3 separate regions of the Homo sapiens genome follow, and all the other regions are linked to region 3. Evidence: read pairs that join two places in POLR2A ChIA-PET (ENCODE). Cell type or tissue: GM12878. All regions are shown on one strand. Region 1 overlaps NUMB (NUMB endocytic adaptor protein). Region 2 overlaps RBM25 (RNA binding motif protein 25). Region 3 overlaps PSEN1 (presenilin 1).

Region 1 (4,000 bases), 220 kb after region 3:
GATTGCGACACTGCACTCCAGCCTGGGCAAGACAGCAAGACTCTGCCTCAAAAAAAAAAAAAAAAAAAAAGTTTTCAAATAATTGTAATAAAAATAATAAACACATATTATATGATGTTGTTTAAAAAGCAGCCTCCAAAATTATCTATATAGTAAAATATGCACGAAGAAAAAACAGAAACAGACAATAAATGTTAATGTAATTTTTTAAAATGAATTAGGGGCCAACATCATAGAAACTATGATTATATTTCACAAGTGTCTGGGTTTCATTATAAGAACACAAGTGATATCCCTCACTAAGTAGGTCTAGTGGAGGGGAGAACAAAAAGACTAAAAGAATAAGAACATTCATTAAAGGAAAAAACCATTAGCATTATTTCAGATATGAATACGCAACTTATCAAATGAAGTCAAAGTCCTTCACGGTATCTTAACAAATCTATAATCAAGAAAAAGTTACAGAACTCAGTTCAATGCAAATATATACCAACCATGTTTAATCCAAACTGGGGAAAATAATTAGATGATTTAGTGATTTTCCACAGAACTGAGCTCAGCTCTTTTACAAAGCAACAAAAGAAGGGAAAGAGACTGCCAGAAGTCAAGCCAGCAACCTGATTTCCTAGGAAATTAGTTTTTACTTGGCAAAGTACCAGCCTCTAAAGAAGCACAACTCTACAAATAGAGATGAGACACATAAAACTCGAACACTCTGTAAAAAAATGTATGCTTTTCCCTTTGCTCTTAAGATCTCTAAAAGTGAATAATTAATGACTATTAAAAACAGGGGGAAAAAGACCCAATTTAGAGTTAAACATTCTAAAAACAGTAAGTTTCTTTCAAAATGCTAAGCAAACCTTACAAATTGTAAAATAATTATATTTTTGTTATTTTGAAAATTAAAAGGAAAATATGCCATTTCTAACCTTCAGTTAGGATTACATGGGAGACTTTAATATTAACTATATTAATTATGGATTTAAATTTATCAAGGTTAATACAATCTTTACAACACTTCTATGTTTTTAATCATCACTACAGAACATTTCCTTGAATTTTCAATTTAAAAAATAAAACCTTTACATGTGATCTTCCTTCAGAAAAAGGCTATGTGTAATAATACAAAAGAAGAGTCTTCTTAAGATAAAAAGGGTGCTAGGATAGGTGAATTAAAGAGGAGAAAGGAGAGAGAAAGAGAAAGGAACAGGTATGAATCTTTTCTTCCTTTAAGTCACATGTTTAAGGACCTGACCCTGATTTCTATTTAATGGCTTAGCACTGGAAGCTTCCAAATAACTAATGACACAAGGATGCCCAGTAGGCAGAGAAATAGCAGCTGAACTTCATTTACCGTTCAAGTATAAGGTTAACATAAGGATGAAATTATATACAACCTGTATATTTAAATCAGTGGATTCATTTATAACCTATTCTTGCAACTCTAAACTGCTTCCCTCATACAATGACCCCAACTGCCACTCTAGACCAAAAGGCCAACAAATTGCTATTGGAAAAATTAGTGATAAAGCAGAAAATTTTATTAAACTTTGTAACAAACCAATAAACAAAAAGTAATGGTCTCAACTAATGCTGCTGGGACAACTAGATATCCATATATATATATGGATATCCATATATATATATGGATATCCATATATATATACATCCATATATCTATAGATATCCATATATATATACACATCCATATATCTATAGATATCCATATATCTCAACAGAAGAATTGTTGAGCCCCTTCCCCCACACTGTACACAAAAATTACTGCAAAATGGATCACAGACTTAAATGTAAGAGCCAACTCTATAAAACTCTTAGAAGACACTGACATGGAGTGAACAAAATTAAGAAAAAATAAACTAAAACTCTTACAAGAAAACATAGGTATAAATATTCACAACCTTGGATTGGGCAATAGTTCTTAGATATTGTATCAAAAGCACAAGCAACAAAAAAAACAAATCGGCCAGGGGAGGTGACTCACACCTGTAATCCCAGCACTTTGGGAGGCTGAGGCGGGCGGATCACGAGGTCAGGAGATCGAGACCATCGAAACCCCATCTCTACTAAAAATACAAAAAATTAGCCGGGTGTGGTGGCAGGTGCCTATAATCCCAGCTACTCGAGAGGCTGAGGCAGAATAGTATGAAACCGGGAGGTGGAGGTTGCAGTGAGCTGAGATCGCGCCACTGCACTCCAGCCTGGGTGACAGAGCGAGACTCCGTCTCAAAAAAAAAAAAAAAAAAAAAAAGGACTTGAGCCAGCGTGGTGGCTCCTGGGTCATGGGCCAGGAGTTTGAGGCCAGGCTGGACAACACAGGGAGATCCCTGTGTCTAAAAAAGAAAAAAAAAAAAAGCTGGACTTTATTAAAATGAAAAAACTTTTGTGCTTCAAAGAACATCAAGAAAGTGAAAAGACAGCTCACAAAATGGGAGAAAATACTTGTAAATCATTATGTCTGACAAGGAACTTATATCCAGAATATATAAAGAAAACATATATTACAACTCAATAATAAAAAGACAAACCAGCTTTTAAAAAATCGGCAAGCATATAAAAAGACACTTCTTCCAAGAAGATAGACAAATGGCCAATAAGCATATGAGAAGATTCTCAACATCACTAGCCATCAGGGAAATGCAAATCAAAACCACAATTAATTTCTACTTTAGGCCAGGCACAGTGGCTCACTGTAATCCCAGTACTTTGGGAGGCCAAGGCAGGCAGATCATGAGATCAGGAATTCGAGTCCAACCTGGCCAACACAGTGAAACCCCGTCTCTACTAAAGATACGAAAATTAGCCTGGCATGGTAGTGCACGCCTCAGCTGAGAGGCTGAGGCAGGAGAATAGCTTGAACCCAGGAGGGAGAGGTTGTGGTGAGCCAAGATCACGCCACACACTCCAGCCTGGGCAACAGAGCAAGACTCCATCTCAAAGAAAAAAAAATTCTACTTTATACTCACTAGAATAGCTCTACTCAAAAAGCAGAGATCAGCCTGAGCTGTGACTCACACCTGTAATCCCAACACTTTGGGAGGCGAGGAGAAAGAAACGCTTGAGGCCAGGAGTTCCAGACCATCCTGGGCAACATAGCAAGACCCCATCTCTACCAAAAAATTTAAAAAATAAAAATTAGCTGGGCATGGTGGTGCAGTCCTAGCTACTAGGGAGGCTGAGGTGGAAGGATAGTTTGAGCCAGGAGTTTGAGGCTGCAGTGAGCTATCATGCCCACTACACTCCAGCTTGGGTGACAGACCAAAATTCTGTCTCAAAACAACAATAAAAAAAATAAAATAAAAGAGGTAATAACAATTGTTGGCGACAATGCAGAAAAACTGGAATTCTCATTCTCACTGCTGGTGAGAATGTAAAATGGTGTAGCTGCTTTAGAAAACCTCAAAAGAGTTACCATATAACCTAGCAATTCCACTACTTATGGGCATATACACAAAAACAATGAAAAGAGACCCGGCACAGTAGCTCACACTTGTAGTCCCAGCACTTTGGGAGGCCGAGGCAGGAGAATAGCTTGAGCCCAGGGGTTCAAGACCAGCCTGGGAAACATAGTGAGAGACCCTGTCTCTGTAAGAAAAAAAAAAGAAAAAAGAAAGAAAAAAAAAAAACGGGCAGGAGTGGTGGTGCATGCCTATGGTCCTAGCTACTCAGAGGCTGAGGTGGGACCATCTCTTGATCCTGGGAGGTTAAAACTGCAGTAAGCAATGATTGCACCACTGCACTCTGGACTGGGCTACAGAGCAAGATCCCATCTCAAAAATAATAATAATAATAAATTGTTTAAATTGTTTTAAAAGGAAAAAAGAAATGAAAACACATGTCCACACAAAAACTTTTATGTGAATGTTCATATTGGCTCTATTTGAATAGCCAAAAACTAGAAATAATCCAATGTCTATCAGCAGAAGAAATTTTTTAAATTGCAATATATCCATATTATGGAATACTACTCAACAATAAAAGG
Region 2 (4,000 bases), 160 kb before region 3:
GTCTTGGCTCACTGCAACCCCTGCCACCCAGGTTCAAGCAATTCCCCTGCCTCAGCCTCCTGAGTAGCTGGGACTACAGGCGCACACTACCATGCCTGGATAACTTTTTGTATTAGATACGGGGTTTCGCCGTGTTGGCCAGGATGGTCTTGATCTCCTGACCTTGTGATCTGCCTGCCTTGGCCTCCCAAAGTGCTGGGATTACAGGCATGAGCCACCTCACCCAGCCCAGTGTTTATATTTTTAGTGGAGACAGGGGTTTCACCATTTTGGCCAGGCTGGTCTCGAACTCCTGACCTCCAGTGATCTGCCCGCCTTGGCCTCCCAAAGTGCTGGGATTACAGGTGTGAGCCACCGCCCCTGACCGAGAGTTTTAGTTTTTAAGCATTATTTATATCTAATATTATTGGGGGAAAAGTGGTTTTAAAAATGAGTTCATGGCCCAGTCTTGTAACCATTGTGAGGCTAGGCACTGGGCCATTGCTAGAATATAGTATGCGGCATGAGATAGCATAATAAATTTGTTTATTGAAGTCCTCAGAGTTTGTTTACTGATTTATTCATTAATCAGTTTATTCAACAGGTATGAAAACCAACTATCCTAAGAAAGCACTGAGATAGGCTATTATAATGATAATAGAAGAGCTTCTGTAAGTAGGACAGTAGCCCTTTCTGTTTTAAAAAGAGATACCACCCCCAGTTTTTGGTTTTGGTCAAAAAGTTTTACAGAAAGTTTATTTTAAAACTCAACACATTTACAGTCTTGCAATCTTGTGTTTTTCATTGTTAATATGTACTGATAACCTACCTACTGTTTAAAACATTTCTAATACCTCATTTGCCAAGTATATTAAATCCTCCTAAGGGCTGGGCGCAGTGGCTTATACCTGTAATCCCAGCACTTTGGGAGGCCGAGGCCGACGGATCACTTGAGGCCAGGAGTTTGAGACCAGCCTGGCCATACATGGTGAAACCCCGTCTCTACTAAAAATACAAAAATTAGCTGAGCTTGGTCGTGCGTGCCTTGTGGTGTGCACCTGTAATCCTAGCTACTTGGGAGGCTGAGGCAGGAGAATCGCTTGAACCCGACAGGCGGAGGTTTCAGTGAGCTGAGATGGTGCCTCTGCACTCCTGGGTGACAGAGCAAGACTCCATCTCAAAAAAAAAAAAAAAAAAATGCATCCTAGGGATTCCTTTACCTATAAAGTTTTCTAAATATTTTAAGTATACTGTGTTTTCTGAAATTGAAGTTTAGTTTTATTGAATATGGTATTATCCCAATTTAAGTCAAAGGAATTCTGAGGAAGTAGAGCTGTGAGCATGTAGGTCATGCTTTTCTGTTTTAAAGAAATGTCTAGTAAACAGGTAAACGCATACTCAACCTCATTAGTCATGAGGGAAATGTAAATTGAAATAAGAGTATATTTTACTTATGAAATTGTGAGAATTTTGACACTGATCTATTCTACCAATGATGAGGATATGAGGAAAGGGCATACCCATATTCTGGTGGTGGGAATATACATTTATATGCTAGTTTTCAGGGATGATTTTGGAGGTAAAGTTTGGATACATATAATTTTTTTTTTTTTTTTTTTTGATGTGGATTCTTGCTCTGTCGCCCAGGCTGACGTGCAATGGCACCGTCTCGGCTCACTGCAACCTCCGCCTCCCAGGTTCAAGCGATTCTCCTGCCTCAGCCTCCTGAGTAGCTGGGACTACAGGCACCTGCCATCACACCCAGCTAATCAGATACATATAGTTCTAACCTGTATTAGAGAATTACCTGTACAGATGCATACAGTTATATGTCTATTATCTCCAGGAATGTTCAACATTATTTGTGAGAGCTGAAAGTGGAGCCAACTGTTAATGTTGGTTAAATAAATATGTCCGTATTATAATAATTTACTGCATTATTATTATTTTATTATTTTTGAGGCAGTCTTGCTCTGTCACCAGGCTGGAGTGCAGTGGCTTGATCTCGGGTCACTGCAGCCTCCACCTCCCGGGTTCAAGCAATTCTCCTGCCTTAGCCTCCCAAGAGCTGGGACTACAGGCATGTGCCACCACGCCTGGATAATTTTTGTATTTTTTTCATGTTTTATTGCCTGTATTTTTTTTTTTTTTTTTGAAACAGAGTCTCGCTCTGTTGCCCAGGCTGGAGTGCAGTGGCGCGATCTTGGCTCACTGCAAGCTCCGCCTCCCAGGTTCACGCCATTCTCCTGCCTCAGCCTCCCTAGTAGCTGGGACTACAGGCGCCTGCCACCGCACCCAGCTAATTTTTTTTTTTTTTGTATTTTTAGTAGAGACGGGGTTTCACCGTGGTCTCGATGTCCTGACCTCGTGATCCACCCGCTTCGGCCTCCCAAAGTGCTGGGATTACAGGTGTGAGCCACCGCGCCCGGCCTGTATTTTGTTTTTATATGTATCATTAATTCTTAAAAATTAAGATTTTGAATCTCTTTGGATATTTATTAGGCTTCAAAGATCTTGATGGAGCAGTCTGAGTTGACTGCCAGTTTCTTAAGTTGGCGGTAAGGCTGGGGTGCAGCGCACACTGGTTTAGCGTGAGCAGTGATCACTAAGCACATGAGCTACGACCACCCCAACTTTACCTCGTTCACAGACAGAACTGGAAGGTTGGTCCTAGATGGCTGCTTGGTCCTGGATGCTTTAGTGGTCTCTTGATATGTGGAAAGCCTTGTTTTGGAACAAATGTTTCCATTGATACAGATGAGAAATGCCTCTTTAATATTTTTATAAACCATTTAGACCCCAATAGATTTGGTTTGTGGGTCACTCTCTTGTGAGTACCAAAGGATTTCATGGTTGGAAGGTGTGCCTTTTCGTCTTGGCAGTGAGCAGCATTTAATGGAGAGACAATGCTTGTATTTGATTTTTTTTTTTTTTTTTTGGTTCATTTACAGGATCTGAGACTTATTCAGACTACCAGCTGTATTATCAGGAAGGAACAAATCCAAGTTTTGACGTATTGTCAGTGTGCCGCATGTTGTATTTTCAAATTCCTTTAGTGGTTTTAACATTAGATGACCAATTCTTTGGCACTGATGTGCTTTTGCCAGTGTACGGTAGATCTGACCATGGCTCTGAGAAGTCTGGCTGGCATTACCACATCCCAAGCTCTCTGTCCAAAGAGAAGGAAGCGCCAGGGACGCACGCTTCCTTGGCTGGACTGCAGGAAAAGAGCTGCAGCACCAGCCTCTCATTACTGCAGCCACCCCCTCTCCTAATTTTTGTATTTTTAGTAGAGATGGGGTTTCACCATGCTGGCCAGGATGGTCTCAATCTCTTGACCTTGTGATCCACCCACCTCGGCCTCCCAAAGTGCTGGGATTATGAGCGTGAGCCACCACGCCCAGCCAATTTACTGCATTATAAAGGTGGAATAAGACTTTATTTTTATTTTTTATTTTTTTAGACAGACTCTGTCACCCAGGCTGGAGTGTAGTGGCACGATCTCAGCTCAGTGCAAACTCCGCACCCTGGGTTCAAGTGATTCTCTTGCCTCAGCCTCCCGAGTAGCTGGGATTACAGACATGTGCTACCACACTTGGCTGATTTATGTATTTTTAGTAGAGATGGGGTTTCACCATGTTGGCCAGGCTGGTCTAGAACTCTTGACCTCACGTGAGCCCCCTGCTTTGGCCTCCCAAAGTGTTGGGATTGCAGACGTGAGCCACCATCCCGGCTTGGAATAAAACTTTTGTGAACTGACATGAAGAGATGGCAATTATAACGAGGGAGAAATTCACATGATGTGATTGGTTGTAGAAAAATAAAAATTATTAGTTCATAGAATGATATTAAGAAGAGCACAGCAGTAGATACCAAACTGTTGGGATTGGGGGCAAGGAAGTGGAAGACTTAAACTTTTTATGTTTTCTCTTTTTATGTTTCTGTAAAACATGAAAGACAAAATAGTAGAGACAAATATTTTTGTTTGTTTTTTGAGATGGAATTTTGCTCTTGTTGTCCA
Region 3 (4,000 bases):
TCCTGGGCTCAAGTAATCCACCTCAGCCTGAGTAGCTGAGACTACAGCCCATCTTATTTCTTTAAATCATTCATCTCAGGCAGAGAACTTTTCCCTCAAACATTCTTTTTAGAATTAGTTCAGTCATTCCTAAAACATCCAAATGCTAGTCTTCCACCATGAAAAATAGATTGTCACTGGAAAGAACAGTAGCAATTTCCATAAGGATGTGCCTTCACTCACACGGGACAGGCGGTGGTTATAGAGTCGGGCAAAACCAGCAGTAGAGTATGACCAGCCAAGCCAATCTGCTTAATAAAAAGATGGAAGACAGTAAGGAAGGAAAGTAGCCACTAAGAGTCTGAGTCTGACTGGGCTACAGAATAAAGGGTATTTATGGACAGAATGTCATTACATGCCTATGGGAATACCAATCATATTTGGAAGATTTGCAGATTTTTTTTCAGAGAGGAAAGACTCACCTTCCTGTTTTTGGTTCTCAGTAGGTTCGTGTGTGTTCCTAGAATCACAGCTCTGACTCCAAATGACTCAATTTCTCAATTAGAAAAAGTAGAAGCTTTCTAAGCAACTTGGAAGAAAACAGTCATAAGTAAGCAATTTGTTGATTTTACTACAGAAGCAACAACTGAAGAGGCAGTGTTTTTACTTTCAGACTCCGGGATTCCCATTCTGTAGTCTCTCTGCTTTTAAAAACCCTCCTTTTGCAATAGATGCCCAAACAGATGATGTTTATTACTTGTTATTTACGTGGCCTCAGACAGTGTATGTATTCTCGATATAACTTGTAGAGTGTGAAATATAAGTTTAACTACCAAATAAGGTCTCCCAGGGTTAGATGACTGCGGGAAGCCTTTGATCCCAACCCCCAAGGCTTTGTATATTTGATCATTTGTGATCTAACCCTGGAAGAAAAAGAGCTCAGAAACCACTATGAAAAAATTTGTTCAGTGTTTTCTGTGTTCCCGTAGGTTCTGGAGTCTGAGGATGCAAAGATGAATAAGATAAATTCTCAGAATGTAGTTATAATCTCTTGTTTTCTGGTATATGCCATCTTTCTTTAACTTCTCTAAAATATTGGGTATTTGTCAAATAACCACTTTTAACAGTTACCATTACTGAGGGCTTATACATTGGTGTTATAAAAGTGACTTGATTCAGAAATCAATCCATTCAGTAAAGTACTCCTTCTCTAAATTTGCTGTTATGTCTATAAGGAACAGTTTGACCTGCCCTTCTCCTCACCTCCTCACCTGCCTTCCAACATTGAATTTGGAAGGAGACGTGAAAATTGGACATTTGGTTTTGCCCTTGGGCTGGAAACTATCATATAATCATAAGTTTGAGCCTAGAAGTGATCCTTGTGATCTTCTCACCTCTTTAAATTCCCACAACACAAGAGATTAAAAACAGAGGTTTCAGCTCTTCATAGTGCGTTGTGAAATGGCTGGCCAGAGTGTACCAACAAAGCTGTCATCGGGCTCACAGCTCAGAGACATCTGCATGTGATCATCTGCATAGTCCTCTCCTCTAACGGGAAACACCTCAGATTTGCATATAAAAAAGCACCCTGGTGCTGAAATGAACCCCTTTCTTGAACATCAAAGCTGTCTCCCACAGCCTTGGGCAGCAGGGTGCCTCTTAGTGGATGTGCTGGGTCCACCCTGAGCCCTGACATGTGGTGGCAGCATTGCCAGTTGGTCTGTGTGTCTGTGTAGCAGGGACGATTTCCCAGAAAGCAATTTTCCTTTTGAAATACGTAATTGTTGAGACTAGGCAGTTTCAAAGTCAGCTGCATATAGTAGCAAGTACAGGACTGTCTTGTTTTTGGTGTCCTTGGAGGTGCTGGGGTGAGGGTTTCAGTGGGATCATTTACTCTCACATGTTGTCTGCCTTCTGCTTCTGTGGACACTGCTTTGTACTTAATTCAGACAGACTGTGAATACACCTTTTTTATAAATACCTTTCAAATTCTTGGTAAGATATAATTTTGATAGCTGATTGCAGATTTTCTGTATTTGTCAGATTAATAAAGACTGCATGAATCCAGCTGTGCTAGTGTTTTTTACATGAAAGTATCATAATGTATAACTGTAACTCACAGAACTGTCTAGCACTTATCAAGAAACAGTTTAGAATACAAAAATTAGCCAGGCGTGGTGGTGGGCGCCTGTAGTCCCAGCTACTCGGAAGGCTGAGGCATGAGAATCGCTTGAACCCAGGAGGCAGAGGTTGCAGTGAGCCGAGATCTCACCACTGCACTCCAGCCTGGGCGACAGAGCAAGACTCTGTCTCAAAAAAAAAAAAGTTTAGAAACAAATGCATTGTTTCTATTCTTAACTCATAAGAAAGTGGTATGGATTATAGCACACCACAGCTCTGAAGAGTGTAATATTAAATCTGTTTATAAAAGCCCCAAAGCAGCTATCCTTAATACATCCTGAAAGATATTTTTTCTAATAACTTTCACATTAATGTAAATATGTCAGAAGAAACTGTAAACTTATAAGACGTATGTTGTACAGTGCAGATATGTGCTGGAGGATTTTTTTTAAAGAAATTAGGTCACACTAATGGGAAAAGGCAACATTACTTTTATTGACCTGGTAGAGCATAGAATGTCCTCTCACTCCATTCCCCAAACTTGATAAAACGTTTTGTTTCTAAACAGTAAATAACATACAATCTGGAAATGATTGATCAGAAATACATTTATGGCAGAAAAACCACAGTTGGCCATGGTCTTCAGAAGGGGGCAGATAAGACATTGATGTGTTCCCGGCTACATCTGCTAAGGGCATCAGGAAGCAGGGAGTGTTTATTCCCTCCTTTGAGAATTGGAGGCATCATTTGTTTTCATGGCTCTTTTAGGCAGTGTCTGTGGAGTCTCCTACAGAGGCATCAGGACTTGGGAGAGGTTTCTGATTTTTAGGGGTCCTGACAATGGTGTTCTTGTTTTTTTTTTTTGAGACGGAGTCTCGCTCTGTTGCCCAGGCTGGAGTGCAGTGGCGCGATCTCAGCTCACTGCAAGCTCCGCCTCCTGGGTTCATGCCATTCTCCTGCCTCAGCCTCCTGAGTAGCTGGGACTACAGGCGCCCGCCACGCCCGGCTAATTTTTTTGTATTTTTAGTAGAGGCAGGGTTTCACCGTGTTAACCAGGATGGGACAATGGTGATCTTGATGAGAATGAGGACGGACTTTGAGCAGGGTTGAGAAGCAAGGGTAGTGAGGCTGGGTTTCCTGTGTCTCTAGGTAAGTCCCGTAGCTTTCCGTCAGCCCATGCCACACCTTCTTCCTGGGGACCCTTCTGTGTGCGGTGTGGAGAGTAGCTTAGGATCTGGTCAAAAGTGAAATGACAGCATACTTGAGTACGAGTGCAATGTTGACTTGTCAGTTGAATGAGAAAGAGTAAAGGAGAGATCCACAAAAGCAGGGGTTTAAAATCAGAAATTTCTCAGAAAGAAGGTTTGTTGTTGTTTTGGAGACAAGGTCTGGCTCTGTTGCCCAGGCTGGAGTGTAGTAGCGCGATCATGGCTCACTGCGTTGTTGAACTCCTGGGTTCAAAGGATCCACCTCAGCCTCCTGAGTAGCTGGAACTACAGGTGTACACCACCATGCCTGGCTAGTTATTTTTTATTTCGTGTAGAGACTGGGTCTTGCTTTGTTCTCCAGGCTGGTCTTGAACTCCTGGGCTCAAGTGATCCTCTCAGCTCAGCCTCCTGAAGTGCTGAGATTATAGGAGTGAGCCACTGCACCTAGCCAGAAATAAAGTTTTGAACTCAGTTTGGAAAGGGGGAAAAAGCCTGAATTGGCCAAGAAGGCAAAGGACATATACTGTACTAAAAATCAGGAAGACGGAAGTACCTGGGAGACACCTATGGATAATTGGTTTTTGAATAAAGGTGATGATTTATTCAGAGGAAAATCCAATTAGCTAACCAAATCTGTTTTCATATTTACTTAGAATATATCTCCTTCATCACATGACTTGTAGTGACCTAGA

Evidence for each region. Peaks named below come from ENCODE experiments on the same cell type or tissue, not always from the same donor. Only the 100,000 strongest peaks of a DNase experiment are listed, where the experiment ranks them.
Region 1: POLR2A ChIA-PET joins it to region 3 with 5 read pairs; 7 of 35 experiments call an interaction of 5 or more read pairs at or near these places.
Region 2: POLR2A ChIA-PET joins it to region 3 with 5 read pairs; 3 of 35 experiments call an interaction of 5 or more read pairs at or near these places.

Annotation. Positions count from the first base shown.
Region 1 is chr14:73,438,582-73,442,581 of GRCh38, forward strand. The region is part of intron 1 of NUMB (NUMB endocytic adaptor protein); the gene reads right to left. Among named protein-coding and RNA genes, the nearest start is that of NUMB, 18 kb to the right of the region's middle. In GM12878, no CTCF peak of the experiment used is centred here; no DNase peak of the experiment used is centred here.
Region 2 is chr14:73,065,489-73,069,488 of GRCh38, forward strand. All of the region lies in intron 1 of RBM25 (RNA binding motif protein 25), which reads left to right. It also overlaps the pseudogene LOC100422493. Among named protein-coding and RNA genes, the nearest start is that of RBM25-AS1, 8.0 kb to the left of the region's middle. RefSeq lists an enhancer at 1-461. In GM12878, no CTCF peak of the experiment used is centred here; no DNase peak of the experiment used is centred here.
Region 3 is chr14:73,221,646-73,225,645 of GRCh38, forward strand. It overlaps PSEN1 (presenilin 1), which reads left to right. Exons shown (of 12, transcript NM_000021.4): 12 at 1-2,046. Among named protein-coding and RNA genes, the nearest start is that of PAPLN, 14 kb to the right of the region's middle. RefSeq lists an enhancer at 1,290-1,802. In GM12878, a CTCF peak has its summit at 1,668; a DNase peak (open chromatin) is centred at 1,666; H3K27ac peaks cover 368 bases.